2 separate regions of the Homo sapiens genome follow, and region 1 is linked to region 2. A link is an interaction called in ENCODE POLR2A ChIA-PET data of the cell type or tissue named here. Cell type or tissue: PC-9. All regions are shown on one strand. Links, peaks and the distances in the headings refer to the core of each region. The heading gives the core; the rest is flanking DNA. Region 1 holds the start of THPO (thrombopoietin). Region 2 holds the start of CAMK2N2 (calcium/calmodulin dependent protein kinase II inhibitor 2).

Region 1 (8,851 bases), core at 1-8,000, 120 kb after region 2:
GATGAAAGCATATGGTGTGCCGGGTGCAGTGGCTCATGCCTGTAATCCCAGCACTTTGGGAGTCCAAGGCGGGTGGATCACCTGAGGTCAGGAGTTCGCCACCAGCCTCACTAACATGGTGAAACCCCGGCTCTACGAAATACAAAAAAACTAGCAGGGTGTGGTGGTTCATGCCTGTAATCCAAGCTACTTGGGAGGCTGAGACAGGAGAATCGCTTGTACCTGGGAGGCGGAGGTTGTGGTGAGCCGAGATCGCACCATTGCACTCCAGCCTGGGCAATAAGAGTGAAACTCCGTCTCAAAAAAAAAAAAGAAAGAAAGAAAGAAAGAAAGAAAGCAAGAAAGCATATGGTGTCTCCTTTTTGTCAGGACTCCTCAGTGAATCGGACATGGATTTGGTGCCACCTACCCCTGCTGAGAGCAGCAGGACATGATATGTATACACACATATCTTAATTAGCCTTAAATTCTGAGCAACCTTGGTTGTTAGGTCAGAGAAAATCTGGGATGGGGATAGAGAAGGAAAGTATTGTGGCTTCAGCCTGGAGAAGAGAGTGGAAAATGGGATGCAGGGCCTGGGTGAGGAACTGGCAAACGGGCGCAATATGTTGAGGGGTAACTTCTGCGGTGGGGAGTGGGGCTGGGGAGGGGAACTGCACAAAGCTGTAACTGGGACCACTAGAGGTCAGGATTAAAAGGCGGTATGGGAGAAATTAACCTCTATTCTTTCCCTATCTACCCCCACACATAAAGCCACTGGAGCTTTTCTCTGGACTCCAAGTCCTGAAATACTCCATTATCTGAGGCCAAGAGATGGGCTAACAGTTCTGGGACTTCCTTCCTGAGACCAGCTGCCCAGGAACGGGCACCTGCTGGGTGATGCCCACCTTAGGGGCTTACCTTGTCTTAGGCGCCCACTAACATATCTGTCTCATAGCTCACACCTGCCTCCCTGCCCCCTTGGCAGAACCCCTTCCGGTTCCTTCACAGGACCCCCCACATGGCTTCCTCCTCCTTTCACAAGTTGTGCAAAGAGGCTTGCACCTGATTCAATATTGGGATTTCCTGTAGGTCTGTCAACATGAGTGGGCCCTCCTCCCATTACCCTCTCCTTGCGCCCTGGCTTGCCTGGCCCAGCTTCCCCAGCACCAGATTCAGAACCTTAAGCTAACGAGGAATGACCAGCTAAGAATGGGGATTGGGGCTGTGTCCATCTTACTACTGTGTTTGCTAAGCCCTAAGTGCAGCTCCCTCTCTTATTTTCTCCCTGGGCTCATGTCCCCTTTCCTTAGGGCCAGCCAGGGCTGTGCTGTATTCCACCAAGTAAGTGATCAGTCCCTCAGAAACCAGCACCCCACCCCCTACCCCTGCTCTGCCCTGCTCCTCCCATTCTGGGAAGGCTACACTCTTCTCGACAAAGGTCAGTGCCTGTAGGTTCCAGTTTGCCTGCCCCTCCCCCAGCTGGGAGCCCATTTCTCTTTGCTGTCCTTTCTACCCTCACATAACCCCACACCCTGCTGGCCACTCACCGGGTGGAGAAGGGCTCCAGGACCCAAGTGCACAGCAGGCAGCCCTCTGGGGAGCAGATGGGTAGGAAGACATGTGGCGGTGGGGCACAGCCCCTCCACAGCAGCAGGTCATACGCCTGCCTGGGCCACTTCTGCCCAATCAGAGAAGGGAGCCACCAGACACTGGTGAAGGCCCCCGGAAGTGACGCCTTCTCTTCCCTGGAGCCCCTGCCTGGACCAGGGTCCACTCCTCCACCCACACACACCACGGAGAAGATTTGGATAGGGGGATCCATCTTTTCCTGGACATGGGCAACCTGGGACCTGGAGGGGGACAGGAGCAGAAGTTTTTTTCCAGGAGGAATCTGGCAGGACATTTGTGTTGCTGGGGAAGAAGCACAGAGGTCTTGTTTAAGATTGGTGGGGTTTTCACTCCCTGGCTATCCAAATTTCTTTTCCCTGGACATCATACCTGCTGCTGAAATCCAACAGGATGCTTGCTTTCCTGCTTTTCTTTCTGTAATCCCCTAGGGAGTCCTATCTTGTCATTCCCCCTTTCGAAGTGGGAACACGGATATTGCCCACATGAGAGAAATCTCCTGTTATGGGTTGGTGTTATGGGGAAAGGGTTTGGACGGGTTGAGTGGACTGTCAGGTGCGGGGCACATGTATGTGCGCACACGTGCACTGGGTTAAGCCTGAGCTTAGGTGCTCGTCTGCTGGGGTCCAGTGGCTTAGATGGCTACACACACAGACCTCTGTGCCCAGGGCCCTCCTTTGCTTGTTCTGTCTCCGTCTTCCATCTCCTACCGTTCCACATGTGACAAGAGGAATAACCAGGCCCATGTGTCCCTGTCTTAGGAAAGACAGCTGCTGGACCTCCCCCGCAAATACCTCCCTGCTGGCCCCCCTTTTCCTTTGGCCCTGGCTCTAGCTCCTTTGCTTTCTTCCCAGTCCCAGTCTCCCCACAGTCTCTGTCCTCAGGGGCTTCCTGGCCTGACCTTGATCCCATCATCCCCCTGTCCCCCAGAACTTCCTCAGGCTCTCTCCTGTTCCTCCTCCCCAAGGATGGGCATGTCTGCTGAGAAGTGTGGCCTAGATCCTGGAATTTTCCCGTCCAGCCAGACGAGATGTCTCCCAAGATTAGGAAGGAGGGTGCTGGGATAGCTGGGAGGATAGTGGGTGTGTGTGGGAGGGAGAGACAGGAGACAGGGAGGCAGGCATGACCAGGGAACCAAGAGAAAGGAGGCTGGGAGTGGGCTGGAGAGGCAGAGGGTCCCTTGGGTGAAGGAAGGGGGTGAGAAAGCAAGAGGGGACTGTCGAATGCGCCTGAGGATAAGTTACAATGAGAGGGAGATACTGTCACTCCACAGAAGGGGGAATGCTGCCGGTTTCTGGCTAGGTCCCTGTCCTGGGTAACACAAGAATGAGGAGCGACCTCAGAGAGAAGGTAGGGAGGCAGGCTAGGCAGTGAGAGAGGGTGGTGAGGGTTTGGGGGGCGCTGTGGGCCCAGGCAGGGGGAGATCGGCTGATGGACCTTTCCTGTACGTTGTCATCTTTAAAGACAAGTCTTCATCCTTCGGGCGGAACCGGGTCCTCGCTCACAGAGCGGTCCAGGCCTCAGGCCTAGCCTCTGCCCCTCCCTAGCCTGAGGCTCCCTTCCTGGGCTGGACACCGACCTCCTGGTCCAGCCGCCCTGTGGCCGCCAGCAGCGGGGGGCTCCGGGCCCGCCTCTCCTCCCCCTCTTCGCGCCCCCTGGTCCCTCCCCTCCCCCTCCCCCGCTCCCCCTTCCCCTCCCGCCCCTCCCTCCTCCCCTGCCCGGTCCCAGCCCCTCCCTCCCCTCCCCCACCCGCGATCCGGGCCGCTGCTGCTGGGTCGGACCCCCCGGGCTCAGCCCGGCCCCTCGCCGAGCTGCCGCCGCCGCCCCGTTTGCTGAGGAGGAGGCCCCCGGCCGGGGCGTCGGGCGCGGGGCATAAAACGGGCCGGAGCCGGCGCCCGGGGCAGTAGAGCCGCGTACGGCCCGGGTCAGCGCCCGCCCGCCCGCGCTCCTCCCGGCCGCTCCTCCCGCCCCGCCCGGCCCGGCGCCGACTCTGCGGCCGCCCGACGAGCCCCTCGCGGCACTGCCCCGGCCCCGGCCCCGGCCCCGGCCCCCTCCCGCCGCACCGCCCCCGGCCCGGCCCTCCGCCCTCCGCACTCCCGCCTCCCTCCCTCCGCCCGCTCCCGCGCCCTCCTCCCTCCCTCCTCCCCAGCTGTCCCGTTCGCGTCATGCCGAGCCTCCCGGCCCCGCCGGCCCCGCTGCTGCTCCTCGGGCTGCTGCTGCTCGGCTCCCGGCCGGCCCGCGGCGCCGGCCCAGAGCCCCCCGTGCTGCCCATCCGTTCTGAGAAGGAGCCGCTGCCCGTTCGGGGAGCGGCAGGTAGGTGGGCGCCCGGGGGAGGCGCGGGCGGGGAGTCGGGCTCGGGGCGAGTCAGCGCCAGCCCGGAGGGGGCGCGGGGCGCAGGTGGCTCGGCGCGGCGGGCGGCCCGGAGGGTGGGCGGGGGCAGAAGGGCGCGGTGCCTGGGACCCGGGACCCGCGGGCAGCCCCCGGGGCGGCACACGGCGCGAGCTGGGCAGCGGCCTCCAGCCAAGCCCGTCCCCGCAGGCTGCACCTTCGGCGGGAAGGTCTATGCCTTGGACGAGACGTGGCACCCGGACCTAGGGGAGCCATTCGGGGTGATGCGCTGCGTGCTGTGCGCCTGCGAGGCGGTGAGTGCACCCCGCGGCCGGCCCGGGCCCTGGCGGGTGGGGAGCGCCGGGTCGCGCGGGCGTCGGAGTGGACTCGGAGCTGCTGAGAAGGAGCCCAGTCGGCAGATGTTGGGGATATTTTTCTGGTGGAGGAAGGGGAATCAGCCCCTCCAATTCTTAGGTGCTGTTACTGATCGCCCACTCTGTGTGAGGCTCTGTGCCAACTCCGTTTCGTTCCCTGCTCATCTAACTCTCATGGCAGCCTTGCTAGATAGAGAGTATTATTATCCCCATTTTCCAGACAGGGACCTTGAGGCCCAGAGAGATGAAGTAGCTTGTCTAGGGTCACGCAGCTTGTAAGTGGCAGAGCTGGCTGACTCTGCGGGACATCCTTGCCTGGGGGGGTCTCATCAGTTGGCATCTTGCACTCACTTGGGTTTCCCGCCTTTTCCGGGAGCAGCCTCAGTGGGGTCGCCGTACCAGGGGCCCTGGCAGGGTCAGCTGCAAGAACATCAAACCAGAGTGCCCAACCCCGGCCTGTGGGCAGCCGCGCCAGCTGCCGGGACACTGCTGCCAGACCTGCCCCCAGGGTAAGTCTTGCTCCGCCCTGCGGGGAGGGAGGCAGGGCCACGATACTAGGTCCCGGGCCACTTGGATGGGGCGTCGGACTGGCCTTTCCCATGGCCAGCTGAAGCCCGTGTTCTTACCCCCCCGCCCGCAGAGCGCAGCAGTTCGGAGCGGCAGCCGAGCGGCCTGTCCTTCGAGTATCCGCGGGACCCGGAGCATCGCAGTTATAGCGACCGCGGGGAGCCAGGCGCTGAGGAGCGGGCCCGTGGTGACGGCCACACGGGTAGGGGGCTGGCGAACAGCGGGGTTGTGGTTGAGGCTGGGCCACCAAAGCGGCGTTTGACAGTGCTCAGGCCATCTTCCTCCCGTCCCAGACTTCGTGGCGCTGCTGACAGGGCCGAGGTCGCAGGCGGTGGCACGAGCCCGAGTCTCGCTGCTGCGCTCTAGCCTCCGCTTCTCTATCTCCTACAGGCGGTGAGAAAGGGGAAGGAGCAAGGAGGGGTCAGCTGCCGGGGCCCGGGAGGGAAACTGGGAGAGCTGGGAGGGGCTGCTTTTGGCTCAGTCCGGCCTCACCCGACCTCTCATTCCCAGGCTGGACCGCCCTACCAGGATCCGCTTCTCAGACTCCAATGGCAGTGTCCTGTTTGAGCACCCTGCAGCCCCCACCCAAGATGGCCTGGTGAGATGATGCCATTTATGAGCACTTGCCCAGTCTGGGCACTGTGCCGAGAGCATGCTCTGCATTGCCTCCCGTGGTCCTCACCACAGCCCAGTGGGAGGAAGGCACTGACATTATGATGCCCATTTTACAGAAGGGGGAACTGAGGCTCAGTAGGATAATGTGATTTGTTCAAGGTCACACAGCTAGTAAGTGGTGCAGCCAGGATTGGAACCCAAGCATCTGGCTCCAGCGTTCTTTCTTAAGCTTCCTAGGGCACCCTGGAGGTTCCTTTCCATGTTCCTTTTTCATAAGCCCTGCCTGGGCATCCTAATTGGCCTAGCCTGCACAGTGTCTGAGCGTAGGGCCTTCTTGTCTCTCTGCTCCAGGTCTGTGGGGTGTGGCGGGCAGTGCCTCGGTTGTCTCTGCGGCTCCTTAGGGCAGAACAGCTGCATGTGGCACTTGTGACACTCACTCACCCTTCAGGGGAGGTCTGGGGGCCTCTCATCCGGCACCGGGCCCTGGCTGCAGGTAGGGAGCAAAGAGCCCCGGGCGTGAAGTTCTGAGTCTTCTCTATCACCCAGGAAAGGGGGGGAGGGTTTCTGACGGGCTCTCATCATCGTCCCTTCCCCAGAGACCTTCAGTGCCATCCTGACTCTAGAAGGCCCCCCACAGCAGGGCGTAGGGGGCATCACCCTGCTCACTCTCAGTGACACAGAGGACTCCTTGCATTTTTTGCTGCTCTTCCGAGGGCTGCTGGAACCCAGGAGTGGGGGTAAGTGGGATGGGGGCAAAACACGTGAGAAGGTTAGGGAGAGCACCTGTCTCAGAAAGGCCCACATGTGCGGCCTTGCAGGACTAACCCAGGTTCCCTTGAGGCTCCAGATTCTACACCAGGGGCAGCTACTGCGAGAACTTCAGGCCAATGTCTCAGCCCAGGTGAGTGGGGATCTGGCTCTCGCTGCCACCTGTCTTGGCCTCTTGCTATTGCCCATCACACCCTGCTCTGTCCCCAGGAACCAGGCTTTGCTGAGGTGCTGCCCAACCTGACAGTCCAGGAGATGGACTGGCTGGTGCTGGGGGAGCTGCAGATGGCCCTGGAGTGGGCAGGCAGGCCAGGGCTGCGCATCAGTGGACACATTGCTGCCAGGAAGAGCTGCGACGGTGAGGCGGGGGGGGGGCCTGGTGCGCCGGGCATGCACAACTGAGAGACACAGACAAGTGCCAGGGTGGGTGTGGGAGAGATCCTGTGGACTGGGGGTGTAAGCGGCCATGGGGTAAACCTAGCCTCACCTGTCTTGCCCCTCCGTAGTCCTGCAAAGTGTCCTTTGTGGGGCTGATGCCCTGATCCCAGTCCAGACGGGTGCTGCCGGCTCAGCCAGCCTCACGCTGCTAGGAAATGGCTCCCTGATCTATCAGGTAAGAGCCAGGGGCTGCAGAAGGTGGGGGAGGGGTGGCGTGGGCAGCAGGCCCCAGGCCTTTACTGCCTCTCCACTTTGCCCTCCTCCATCCCTGCCCATCAGGTGCAAGTGGTAGGGACAAGCAGTGAGGTGGTGGCCATGACACTGGAGACCAAGCCTCAGCGGAGGGATCAGCGCACTGTCCTGTGCCACATGGCTGGACTCCAGCCAGGAGGACACACGGTGAGGGCTCCAGGTGGAGCTGGACCCCAGGGCCCAATGCATGGGCTGTGGGAAGCCAGGTTGGATGAGCAGGGATGTTCATTATCATCCACTCACTCATGGGTTCTCCCACTCATTCATTTATTCATTTGACTTTTTTTTTTTTTTTTTTTTGAGATGGAGTCTGGCTCTGTCACCAGGCTGGAGTGCAGTGGTGTGATCTTGGCTTACTGCAACCTCTGCCTCCTGGGTTCAAGCGATTCTCCTGCCTCAGCCTCCCAAGTAGCTGGGACCACAGGTGTGCACCACCACACCCAGCTAATTTCTGTATTTTTAGTAGAGACGGGGTTTCACCGTGTTGGCCAGGATGGTCTTGATCTCTTGACCTCATGGTCCGCCCACTTCGGCCTCCCAAAGTGCTGGGATTACAGGCGAGAGCCACCGTGCCCGGCATGATTTGACATTTTTAGTGAGCCCCAGACTAGGGACTAGAGTACAAAGCAAATCATATGTGGCCCCTGTGCTTAGCAAGCTCACAGTCAAATGGGAGCATTGGACCTGGAGAACAGTGCCACAGGCCACATATTAGTAAATGTAATGGCAATGGTTGCTACTTATAGGGCCTTTCCATGTGCTAGGTGCTGCATTGGTGGCCTTACATAGTTTTTGGCTTTCACAGTATCCATTTGAGAGATGAGGAAGTGAAGACTTGGAGAAGTTAAGTTACTCTTGAAGGTTGTTACATAGCTAGGAAGCAGCAGGGGAGGGCCTTGAAACTGGGCCTGCCAGGTCCTTATCCTGTGTTTCTGGTGTGTGGAAGTGTGTGTGGGTGGAGTGGGGGCACAAAATGGTCCAAGACTTCAGAACCTTGGACTCGTGTGAGAGCTGAGAAGGCCTATCCTCCCCTGCCCCCAGGCCGTGGGTATCTGCCCTGGGCTGGGTGCCCGAGGGGCTCATATGCTGCTGCAGAATGAGCTCTTCCTGAACGTGGGCACCAAGGACTTCCCAGACGGAGAGCTTCGGGGGCACGTGGCTGCCCTGCCCTACTGTGGGCATAGCGCCCGCCATGACAGTGAGTGTCCTTAGGGGTCTGTCTGCCCTTTGGTTTCCTAGAACATTTGAGGGATGGTGGCAGACAGCCGGAGCCTGGTGTGTCTTTCTTTGTGCCTAAGCTCCGGTTGCCATCTGAAGGTGGGGACATATAGGGTGGCCCTGCTGGCGGACTCTTCCTGTTGCTGAGGTTCAAGGGTCTAAAACTTGCTGCTCTCCAGGCCCTGGACCTATGGACAGTGTCTTCCAGCTCGTGGAATGTGTGCTGGGGAGCTGGGAATGCTGGGTTTGAGGGCTTGCCCTAGGCCACCTTCTCACCTGTCATCTCTCCTCTGTCTGGACCCAGCGCTGCCCGTGCCCCTAGCAGGAGCCCTGGTGCTACCCCCTGTGAAGAGCCAAGCAGCAGGGCACGCCTGGCTTTCCTTGGATACCCACTGTCACCTGCACTATGAAGTGCTGCTGGCTGGGCTTGGTGGCTCAGAACAAGGCACTGTCACTGCCCACCTCCTTGGGCCTCCTGGAACGCCAGGGCCTCGGCGGCTGCTGAAGGGATTCTATGGCTCAGAGGTAAGGATGTGATGGTAGGCGGCAGCTTGGAACATTTCTGTTTTTTAGCTTGAAGGGCTGTGTGGGCCTGTGTTGGGGAAAGCAGAGAGCAGGCAGCCTGGTATAGAAGAGCTGGCATAAATAAAATAAATTAAACAGTGATTTGTAGGCTGGGTGCA
Region 2 (8,978 bases), core at 730-8,729:
TTGAGTGAGGTGAGGGAGCAACAAGAGAGGAAAGCAGATCAATAGGTGGGGCTGCGGGGTTGAGGTTTCAGGGGACTGGAAGAAATCAGAAGCCAGAAGCATGTTTTGGAGCAAGTAGTGGGTCGCCCTCAGGAGTGTGGCTCTCTGAAGGGAGGGAAGGGTTAAGCGGGGTCGAGATTTATAGAGGCGGCTGGAGTAGTCAGGCTCACAAAGGCTGACATGTGGTTACTGGGTTGCCATAGGGATGAGGTAGCAGCCAGGTTCCTGACAGGTGACAGAGACTGCCAAGGTGAGCAGTTATAGGAAAGTGGTGCCCCTATACCTGATATCACTCCTATACCCTTCCCTGAATAGAATATAGCCCTAATCCCAAGGAATGGCCAGGGGCAGAGAAAGTGGCTCACTCTTTGCCATGGAAAGCCTGAGCTACAGATGTGGGGTGGTTCCTGAGGTTTGACTGGGAGAGCATCTGGAGCAGTACTGACCTTTGAGAACCTGAAGATCCACTTCTCACCAATGGCTTCTCTGTCTGCCTTGCAGGTGAGCCGCGTGCTTGTCCCTGGAGGCCGGTTTATCTCAATGACTTCTGCTGCCCCCCACTTTCGGACCAGACACTATGCCCAAGCCTATTATGGCTGGTCCCTGAGGCATGCTACCTATGGCAGCGGTTTCCACTTCCATCTCTACCTCATGCACAAGGGCGGGAAGCTCAGTGTGGCCCAGCTGGCTCTGGGGGCCCAAATCCTCTCACCCCCCAGACCTCCCACCTCACCTTGCTTCCTTCAGGACTCAGATCATGAGGACTTCCTTAGTGCCATTCAGCTCTGAGGCCAGAGCATGGTCCTCCACCCTTCCTGCCATTCTGCCCTGGGCTCCTCAGGTAGTTGGAATTCCTGACTTAGGACTTGGGGTTGGGTCCAAGGTGCTTACATCCCAGGGGCCTCATGCCTAAGATAGAGGGTGGGAGCGAACCCACATGAACCAATACAGCCCAGCTCCAACTAGATCCAGATTCCAGGTTTCTTGCTTCTTTCTTGGGTTCCTCAGTTCTCTCCTGGGTTCCCCAACCTCCTCTGCCACCACACCAAACCACCAGTGATGCATCCCCTGGGGCAAAGCTCATCATAACCCCTCTGCACACCAGCCAGCCTGGAGACCGTTGTTCCTGGGGCCTGTTACTGATCCTCATCTAGCCTTGATTTATCCACAGGAGACTGCAGGCTTTGAACCTAGATTGCTTTATGTTTCTCACCCTAGCTCCATCCCCAACACTGGTGACCAGTCACGCCTGGGTTGTATCTCTACCCAAGGAGGCCACATCATAATGAGGTTCCCAGGCCAGCCTGGCCTGTCTGTCTTACTTGGCAACCGTCCCTCACCAGCAACATGCACCTGAGATTCCCAAGTACCTGCCCCCCCTCCCATTTTGGCCTGGCTCCTGAGACCTAAGCAGCGGCCACACACACACAGAGGGGGTCTGTGTTTATTCACACACTCCTGGTACAGTGAGGATGGAGGAACATTTACGAAGGGCACCCCTGGGTTGAGAACATCTCCGGGGCCACAGATGTCATCCAAAGGTTCAGAGCAGTCCCCATTTGGGTTCCCAGGGGCAAGACGCAGGGGTCCAAGGTAAAATCGGATCTGGGCCCTTGGAAGGTGATGATACCTTGGGGAGAAGGGGTCTGCCAGAAAGCCTCCTGGGGTCAGGCCTGGGCAGACTGGCCATGTGGTTGGTAACCGTGTCGGGGGCTTGTCTCATCCCAGCCTCAACACCCATCCTATCTGCCAGGCGCAGAAGAGCGTGGCCGAGACTGAGGGGAGGGCAGGAACCATGAGCAGAGCCAGTAAACAAAGAGTCGGATATAAAAATACAAATGTGCTGAGGAAGTCCCTTAGAAAGAGGCTGAGGCTGGGGTCACGCCAGACAGGGGTGGGGGCGAGGAACGGCCCGGAGGACTGGGCTCAAGTGGGTGGAAAGCTCATGCAAGTACGCAGCCAAACATCCCTGGCCGCGCGCGGTCCGACACCGGCGGCCGCCCGGTCTGCAGACCAGACTGGCCGGAGGGGGGCGGGGCAGGGGAGCCGTGCGGGAGGGGGCGGGCCGGGGGCTGGGGGCCGCGGGTCTCCGTGTCCGTTCCGGTGTGCGGGGTGGGGCTGCGGCCCGAGGTTTTAAAGTGCATGAGCGCGGCGGCGGGTTCCGGGCGGGTCCGCGCCGCCGCTACCGCGGCCGCCGTGGTGCTGAAGCGGACAGCTCCGGAGTGCCTGGCGGCGGCGGCGGCACGGCCCTGCAGCCCCCGCCCGCGGGCGCCTGGGCCGGGGCGGGGGGGCGCCGGCAGCCGCATCGCCGGCCCGCGCTCCTGGCCGCTGCGAGGCTGGGCCCGGAGCCCGCCGCCCGAGCCGGCGCGTCTACACTCCGGACGGCGGCTTCTCCCCCATCCCCTTCAGCACGTCGTCTATCCGGTCATCCTCGATCACCACTGCGCAGGGAGAAAGCGCGTCAGCCGCGCGGCCTCGGGGGGCGGCGGCGATGAGAATGAGCCCCGCGTCCTAGCTTCCCGCGCAGCTACTGCCCGTGGCCCAGCGACGCCCCTCGGAACCCTGTGCCGCGGTGTCCTCCCCGTCCGAACTCTTCTGGAGACCCAACCCGCCGCCAAGCCTAGACCCCCTCCCCTCCCGATGGCGGAACGCCCCTCTTCCAAAGGCTCCAGCTATTCTCCCTCCCAGTGCGAGCCCTCCTGCCACCTGAGCCTTCCTCCCTCTGAGTTGATCAGAAACCTCTTGCTCACGGAATCCCCCTCTTCAACCCGCACTTCAACAGATCCCCCTGCTCAAATGGGGCTCAAACCGAGTATCCAGCTGGTCCAGCCCTCTCCTCAACCTGAGCCCTCTCGCCGCTGGAACCCCTCTTCCGATCCTGGCACCAACAGAGCTCCCCTCCCCATGCAAACAACCAAGACAAGCGGACCCCCGGCCTCCTGCCCTCTCTTGTTAGACGTCCCTCTCGACCCGAAGGTTCTTCGTATTGTCCACCGACTCAGTATTTGATCCCAAAGAATCAGCCCGTTACCCCGTGCTCCCACTTCCGTGCAGCCCCAAATGCCCCGACCGGCCCCTCCCCCTCGCCCGGGTGCCAGGGCTCTGCTTCCAGAGGTGGCGAGCATCGAATCCGGGGCACCGTGTTCCCGGGAGAAGGGAAGAGGGGGACACACACTGCAGCGGGGACCCCCCCCTCCAGCCCGGGCTGGAGAGCGGCTGGTGCGCTGGTCTGCGGCAAGAGCTGCGGGCACTCGGCGGGGAACGGCAGCCGGGGGGCGCCCGGCGGAGGGTTTCTGGGTCAGGCGGCGACTCCGGGCCCGGGCCGCGTACCTCGCTTGGCTCGGCCGATCTGGCCCAGCTTGGGGGGTCGCTTGGCCTGGTTGCCCGCGAAGAAGGAGTTGGTGTCCTGCAGGCGGCAGCTGAAGGAGAGGTCGGAGCCCTCGGGGTCTGCGCCGAAGCGGCCCATCTTGTCTTCGCTGTAGGGCAGGATCTCGGACATGGCGGGCGCGGGGTGGGCGCGGGGCGGGAGCGGGACTGCGGCGGGGCGCGGGCGGCGGGCTTGCTGCCGGACCGGCCCTACCTCAGCAGGGGAGCCGGCGGAAGGATGAAGTCATGCAGCATCCGGGGCTGAGGAGCCAAGCGGGGCCTCCTCCCCCGCGCCTCCGCCTCCCGGGCCGCTGGGCAGGCGGCGGCGGCGGCGGTGGCGGGGACCGGGCGGGGGCGGGGGCGGGGGGCGGGGGTGGCGGCGGCGGCGGCAAGAGCGGAATGACGATGAGCGCCCGACTGCGGCAGAGCACGGCGGGCGGGGCGCGGTGGAGGCGGGGCGGGCACTGGCCAGGGGAAAGAGGCGGGGCCGGGGGCAGGAGCGCGCCCAGCTACCCCGGGAACAGAGGCAGCTGGAGTGGGAGGTTCCCGCACTGTGGCGGGGAATGGCCAGCACGTGGGTCTTGGGGAATAGTACCAGCCAACCCGGCCGGGACCTCGCGGGGAGGGGCGGGACCGAAGGGGGGTGGGATCGAGCCTGGTACTGGAGGAGCTTGGAGGAGGGTCTGACCCCTAGGCTGGGAGAGGCGTGCAAGGGGGACTGGGAGCAGGAGGGCAAAAGCTGGCCGGGCGCGTTGGGGCGGGAAGGCGGCCGCAGGGCTGGCAATGGAAAGCGGGGAGCGGGAAATGCGCGGGGAGGAGACTCGGGTACAGGGTGACTGGGGAAGGCACGAACCCACAGCGCGGGAAGAGCTCGGGCCAGTGGGATGGTGCCCTTGCCGCTGACGCGCTCTTGTACTAGTTGCTCTGCTGGTCTTAAGTAGATCGTCAGGGTCCGTGCGCCTCTGAGTGCCGGTCTGTGTCTCTGTCTCCGCCTTTGTGTGTGTCAGTCCATCTCTAAGTGTCTGTATCTCTCTGTCTCTGTGCCCCGTATCTCTTTCGCTGTGTTATGGCCTTTGTCTATGCCTGTCCCTTAAGTGTCTGCCTTTCTCTATCTATCTCCATTCTTGACTCCTGTATCTCTGTGCCAGTGTCTCCGTCTCCTGAATCTGGGTATTTCAGTCTCTCCTAGGAGGGGTCTATAGAAACTGGGCCGACGCGCGCGCACCAGGGCAGACACCCCCAGCCCTAGTCCGGTGGCTGTAGCCCCCCGCGGCTCTGGAGTGGTGCGCTCGCAGTGTAGGAGGAATGAATGGCGGCGTCGCGGGGGGCGCCCTGGGCTGCGGGTGACGCGGGGAAGCTCGGAGCACCTGAGGACGCGGAGCGCGCCAGTGTGTGCCCCGAGGGAGTGCGGTAGAGATGGAGGGTGCCCCCCGCCCTCGTTGCTTTGGACCACGGGTGAGTTCTCGCCTCACCGATGGGAACATGCCCTCTTCTCCCCTTGCCTCCCGCCCCCACAACCCCCGCCCTGGCTGGCCGTCACCCGCGGCGTCACCTGCTTGCCAGCGCGCAGGAGCTCTGGCGCAATCACTGGCCTTGGGGAGGAGGGGGTGTCTCACATGCGGCGACAGTGACGGCAGCGCTGAAAACGGTAATGATCACCCTGTACGTTCATTCCACACTCCAGGCGAACGCGCTTTCCTTCCTTAATCTGGCCAAATTACCAAATCACACAGCTGGTGAGGCTGCCTTGTAGTGGGTCTCCTTCCAACACTTTCTCGCCAGGTGTTAATACCGGAGACACAGGGACAAACGCAATGGTGGCTGCCCAGGGAACTGGATGGGGGGGGCGGTATGCCACAGGATACCTTGATGCCAGCCTCACTCAAGGGCCCAGGCCTGGGGGCCCATCACTATGAAGCCCTCCTCTGCTCTGTCCTAGTCTCCGGGATGAGGGCCACAGCTGGAGGTGGAGGCCCAGCCTGGAGTGAGAGGAGCCCTGAAACTGGAAGGACAATAAAGGCGGAAGACTGGGGTCACTGGAAGAGAGTCCAGAAAATTCCACATACACTGGAAGTTGTCCAGTAATGGGTTCCAATCCTGACTCCCACTTTCTCAGTGACCTTGAACTGAAGGACCCATAATCATGGTTTTAAAAAATTAATTCGTTTGTACTTAAAACATTTTAGGAGGCCGGGCTCAGTGGCTCACGCCTGCAATACCAGCACTTTGGGAGGCCGAGGTGGGTGGATCACCTGAGGTCAGGAGTTTGAGACCAGCCTGATCAACATGGCAAAACCCTGTCTCTACTAAAAATACAAAAAAAATTAGCCAGGTGTGGCACACACCTGCAGTCCCAGCTACTTGGGAGGCTGAGGCACAAGAACCGCTTGACCTAGGGTGGCAAAGGTGGCAGTTGGCGGACATTGGGCCATTGCACTCCAGCCTGGGTGACAAAGCGAGGCGAGACTCCGTCTCAATAAAAGAAAGAGAGAGAGAGAGAGAGAGAGAGAGAGAGAGAGAGAGAGAGAGAGAGAAAGGAAGGAAGGAAGGAAAAAAATTTTAGGAAAATTAAGAAAATCACATAACATCTTTTTTTTTTTTTTTTTTTTTGACACGGAGTCTTGCTCCGTTGCCCAGGCTGGAGTGCAATGGCGCGATCTTGGCTCACCATAACCTCTACCTCCCAGGTTCAAGCGATTCTCCTGCCTCAGCCTCCCGAGTAGCTGGGACTACAGGCACACGCCACCATGCCCAGCTTTTTTTTTTTTTTTTTTTTTTTTTTTTTTTTGAGATGGAGTCTCACTCTGTCGCCAGGCTGGAGTGCAATGGCGCCATCTCAGCTCACTGCAACCTCCCCCTCCTGTGTTCAAGTGATTCTCATGCCTCAGCCTCCTGGGTAGCTGGGACTACAAGTGTGTGCCACCACTCCCAGCTAATTTTTGTATTTTTAGTAGAGACAGGGTTTCACCATGTTGGCCAGGATGGTCTCAATCTCTTGACCTCGTGATCCGCCCACTCGGCCTCCCAAAGTATTGAGATTACAGGTGTGAGCCACTGCGCCCTGCCAGTCTTTGTATTTTTTGTAGAGATGAGGTTTCACTATGTTGGCCAGGCTGGTCTTGAACTCCTGACCTCGCGATCCGCCCGCCTTGGCCTCCCAAAGTGCTGGGATTATAGGCATGAGCTACCACACCCGGCCTTATAACTATATATATATATATATATCCTTCTAGTCTTTTCACCATGTGTCTGCATGATATGATACCTCTGTAAGCCCCATGTTCTAGTCTGAAGCATGGGGATGATAAAACCTACTTATTAAGGAACGTTTTGCTGGGCAACATTCATGGCTCACACCTATGAATTCCGCCACTCAGAAGGCTGAAGCAGAAGGATCGCTTGAAGCCAGGAGTTGGAGACCAGGCTGGACAACATAACTAGGCCCCATCTCTAAATAAATAAGTAAATAAATAAGCAAGCCGGGTATGGTGGTACACACCTGTGGTCCCAGCTACTTGCAAGGCTGTGGTAGAAGGATCACCTGGGCACAGGAGTTTGAGGCTGCAGTGAGCCATAATGGTGCCACTGCACTCTGGCCTGGGTGACAGAGCAAGACCCTGACTCAAAAAAGAAAGAAAAGGACAGTTTTGTAGATGAAACTGTCCTGGGGTAAAGTGGGTTGTCTCGGGAGGTAGTGAGCTGCCCCTCACCTAAAATGCCAAAGAAGAGGCATGAGGGTTCTTGCCAAGGATGAGATAAGAGTATTGTGTGAGGAATTGAAACAATTCTCCTTTCTCTCTGCACAATGAGGGAGATTGGAAAAATGACAGTTTAATCCAGAATTCACTTGGTTACCTCCTTCTTAAATAATTATATTCCCGTCCCGGCCGTGCCTGCTGGATCATGGTTAAAGCAAAAGTCCTAAGTACAAACCTGTGGACTATTATGATATATAAGCTTCAGCTATGTTGTAAAAATGTGGGGATTTCTTTAAATTCTGCTCCTCTCTTTAAAATTCTGATATTCTGCTTCCTTCCCATGAGAGGAAAATACATTTTCACTAAAATGAAATAAAGCTTGTATAGAGTTGCGTGACAGTGCATTGAGTCTCTCAATTGGAAGTCCCTCAAACCTAGTATACTTGTCCACGTGCTCTACACAGATAACATGCCTTTTGACAATTGAGTATTAGTGACACTTTTAGTCAAGTGGAAACTGTAGACCCCTGTAGTGGATTGAATAGGGACTCCCACAACAATTCAATGTTCACCTGTAACCTCAAAGTGTGACCCAGGGCCAGGTGCAGTGGCTCATGCCTGTAATCCCAGCACTTTGGGAGGCCAAGGCGGGAGGATGACTTGAGCCTAGGAGTTCAAAACCAGCCTGGGCAATATAGTGAGACGCCATCTCTACTAAAAAAAAAAAAATTAGTTAGGCATGGTGGTGCATGCCTGTAGTCCCAGCTACTTGGGAGGCTGAGGTAGGAGGATAACTTGAGCACAGAAGCTAGTTGACAGTGAGCTATGACTGTACCGCACTGCACTGTAGCCTGGGTGGCAGAGCAAGACCCTGTCTAAAAAAAAAAAAAGTGTGACCTTATTTGGAAATAGGGCTTTTGCAGATACAATTAGTTAAGATAAGGTACAGTCAGGCTAGGTGGCTAATGCCTGTAATCCCAGCACTTTGGGAGGCCCAGGCGGGTGGATCACCTGAGGTCAGGAGTTCAAGACCAGCCTGGCCAAGATGGAGAAACCCCATCTCTACTAAAAATAGCCCAGATTGTGCCACTGCACTCCAGCCTCTGTGACAGAGTGAGATCCTGTCTCAAAAAATAAAATAAAATAAAATAAAAAAATATAGGCCGGGTGTGGTGGCTCATGCCTGTAATCCTAGCACTTTGGGAGGCCAAGGCAGGAAGATCCCATGAGCCCAGGAGTTGAAGACCAGCCTGGGCAACATAGGGAGACCCTGTCTTATATAGAAAGAAAAAAATAAAAAATAAATTAAGATGGGGTTATACTGGATTATGGTGGGCCCTAAATCCCATCACCAATGTGTTTATAAGAAGAGAACAGACACACAGGGAAAAAGGCCACATGAAAGACGCAGAGATAGGAGTGAGGGAACTACAAGGTAAGGAAAACCAAGAATTGTTGGGAGCCACCAGCAGCTGAAAGAGGCAAGGAAGAATTCTTTACTAGAGTCTTCCAAAGGAGCTTAACCCTACCAACACCTTGATTTTGGACTTCTGGCCTCCAAAACTGTGAGAGAATAAGTTTCTGTTGTTTTAAGCCCTCAGTTTGTGGTACCTTGTTACAGCGGCCCTAAGAAACAAATACAAGCTGTTAGAAATATTTTGGGGTAAGCTGGGTGTGGTGGCTCACACTTGTAATCCCAGCACTCTGGGAGGCTGAGGCGGGTGGATCACCTGAGGTCAGGAGTTCAAGACCAGCCTGGCCAACATGGCAAAACCCCATCTCTACTAAAAGTACAAAAATTAGCTGGGCATGGTGGTGGGCGCCTGTAATCCTAGCTACTGGGGAGGCTGAGGCAGGAGGATTGCTTGAACCCGG

The links. ChIA-PET counts read pairs that join two places held together with the same protein. Peaks named below come from ENCODE experiments on the same cell type or tissue, not always from the same donor. Only the 100,000 strongest peaks of a DNase experiment are listed, where the experiment ranks them.
Region 1: POLR2A ChIA-PET joins it to region 2 with 23 read pairs; 2 of 35 experiments call an interaction of 5 or more read pairs at or near these places.

The regions. Positions count from the first base shown.
Region 1 is chr3:184,376,546-184,385,396 of GRCh38, forward strand. It overlaps THPO (thrombopoietin), which reads right to left and starts at 1,662. Exons shown (of 6, transcript NM_000460.4): 1 at 1,530-1,662. CHRD (chordin) reads left to right here and starts at 3,509. Exons shown (of 23, transcript NM_003741.4): 1 at 3,509-3,921; 2 at 4,147-4,250; 3 at 4,690-4,819; 4 at 4,951-5,079; 5 at 5,171-5,270; 6 at 5,388-5,475; 7 at 5,844-5,985; 8 at 6,089-6,229; 9 at 6,311-6,393; 10 at 6,471-6,618; 11 at 6,767-6,873; 12 at 6,978-7,097; 13 at 7,992-8,148; 14 at 8,473-8,693. The coding sequence starts at 3,774. In PC-9, for the core only: no CTCF peak of the experiment used is centred there; no DNase peak of the experiment used is centred there; H3K27me3 peaks cover 6,136 bases.
Region 2 is chr3:184,257,748-184,266,725 of GRCh38, forward strand. EEF1AKMT4-ECE2 (EEF1AKMT4-ECE2 readthrough) reads left to right here. Exons shown (of 19, transcript NM_014693.4): 2 at 1-9. It overlaps EEF1AKMT4 (EEF1A lysine methyltransferase 4), which reads left to right. Exons shown (of 3, transcript NM_032331.4): 2 at 1-9; 3 at 541-1,012. The coding sequence ends at 828. It overlaps CAMK2N2 (calcium/calmodulin dependent protein kinase II inhibitor 2), which reads right to left and starts at 3,806. Exons shown (of 2, transcript NM_033259.3): 1 at 3,370-3,806; 2 at 1,466-2,480. The coding sequence starts at 3,538. The coding sequence ends at 2,410. RefSeq lists a silencer at 1,344-1,530 and enhancers at 1,910-2,460, 2,461-3,012, 4,898-5,660. In PC-9, for the core only: no CTCF peak of the experiment used is centred there; a DNase peak (open chromatin) is centred at 3,964; H3K4me3 peaks cover 2,727 bases.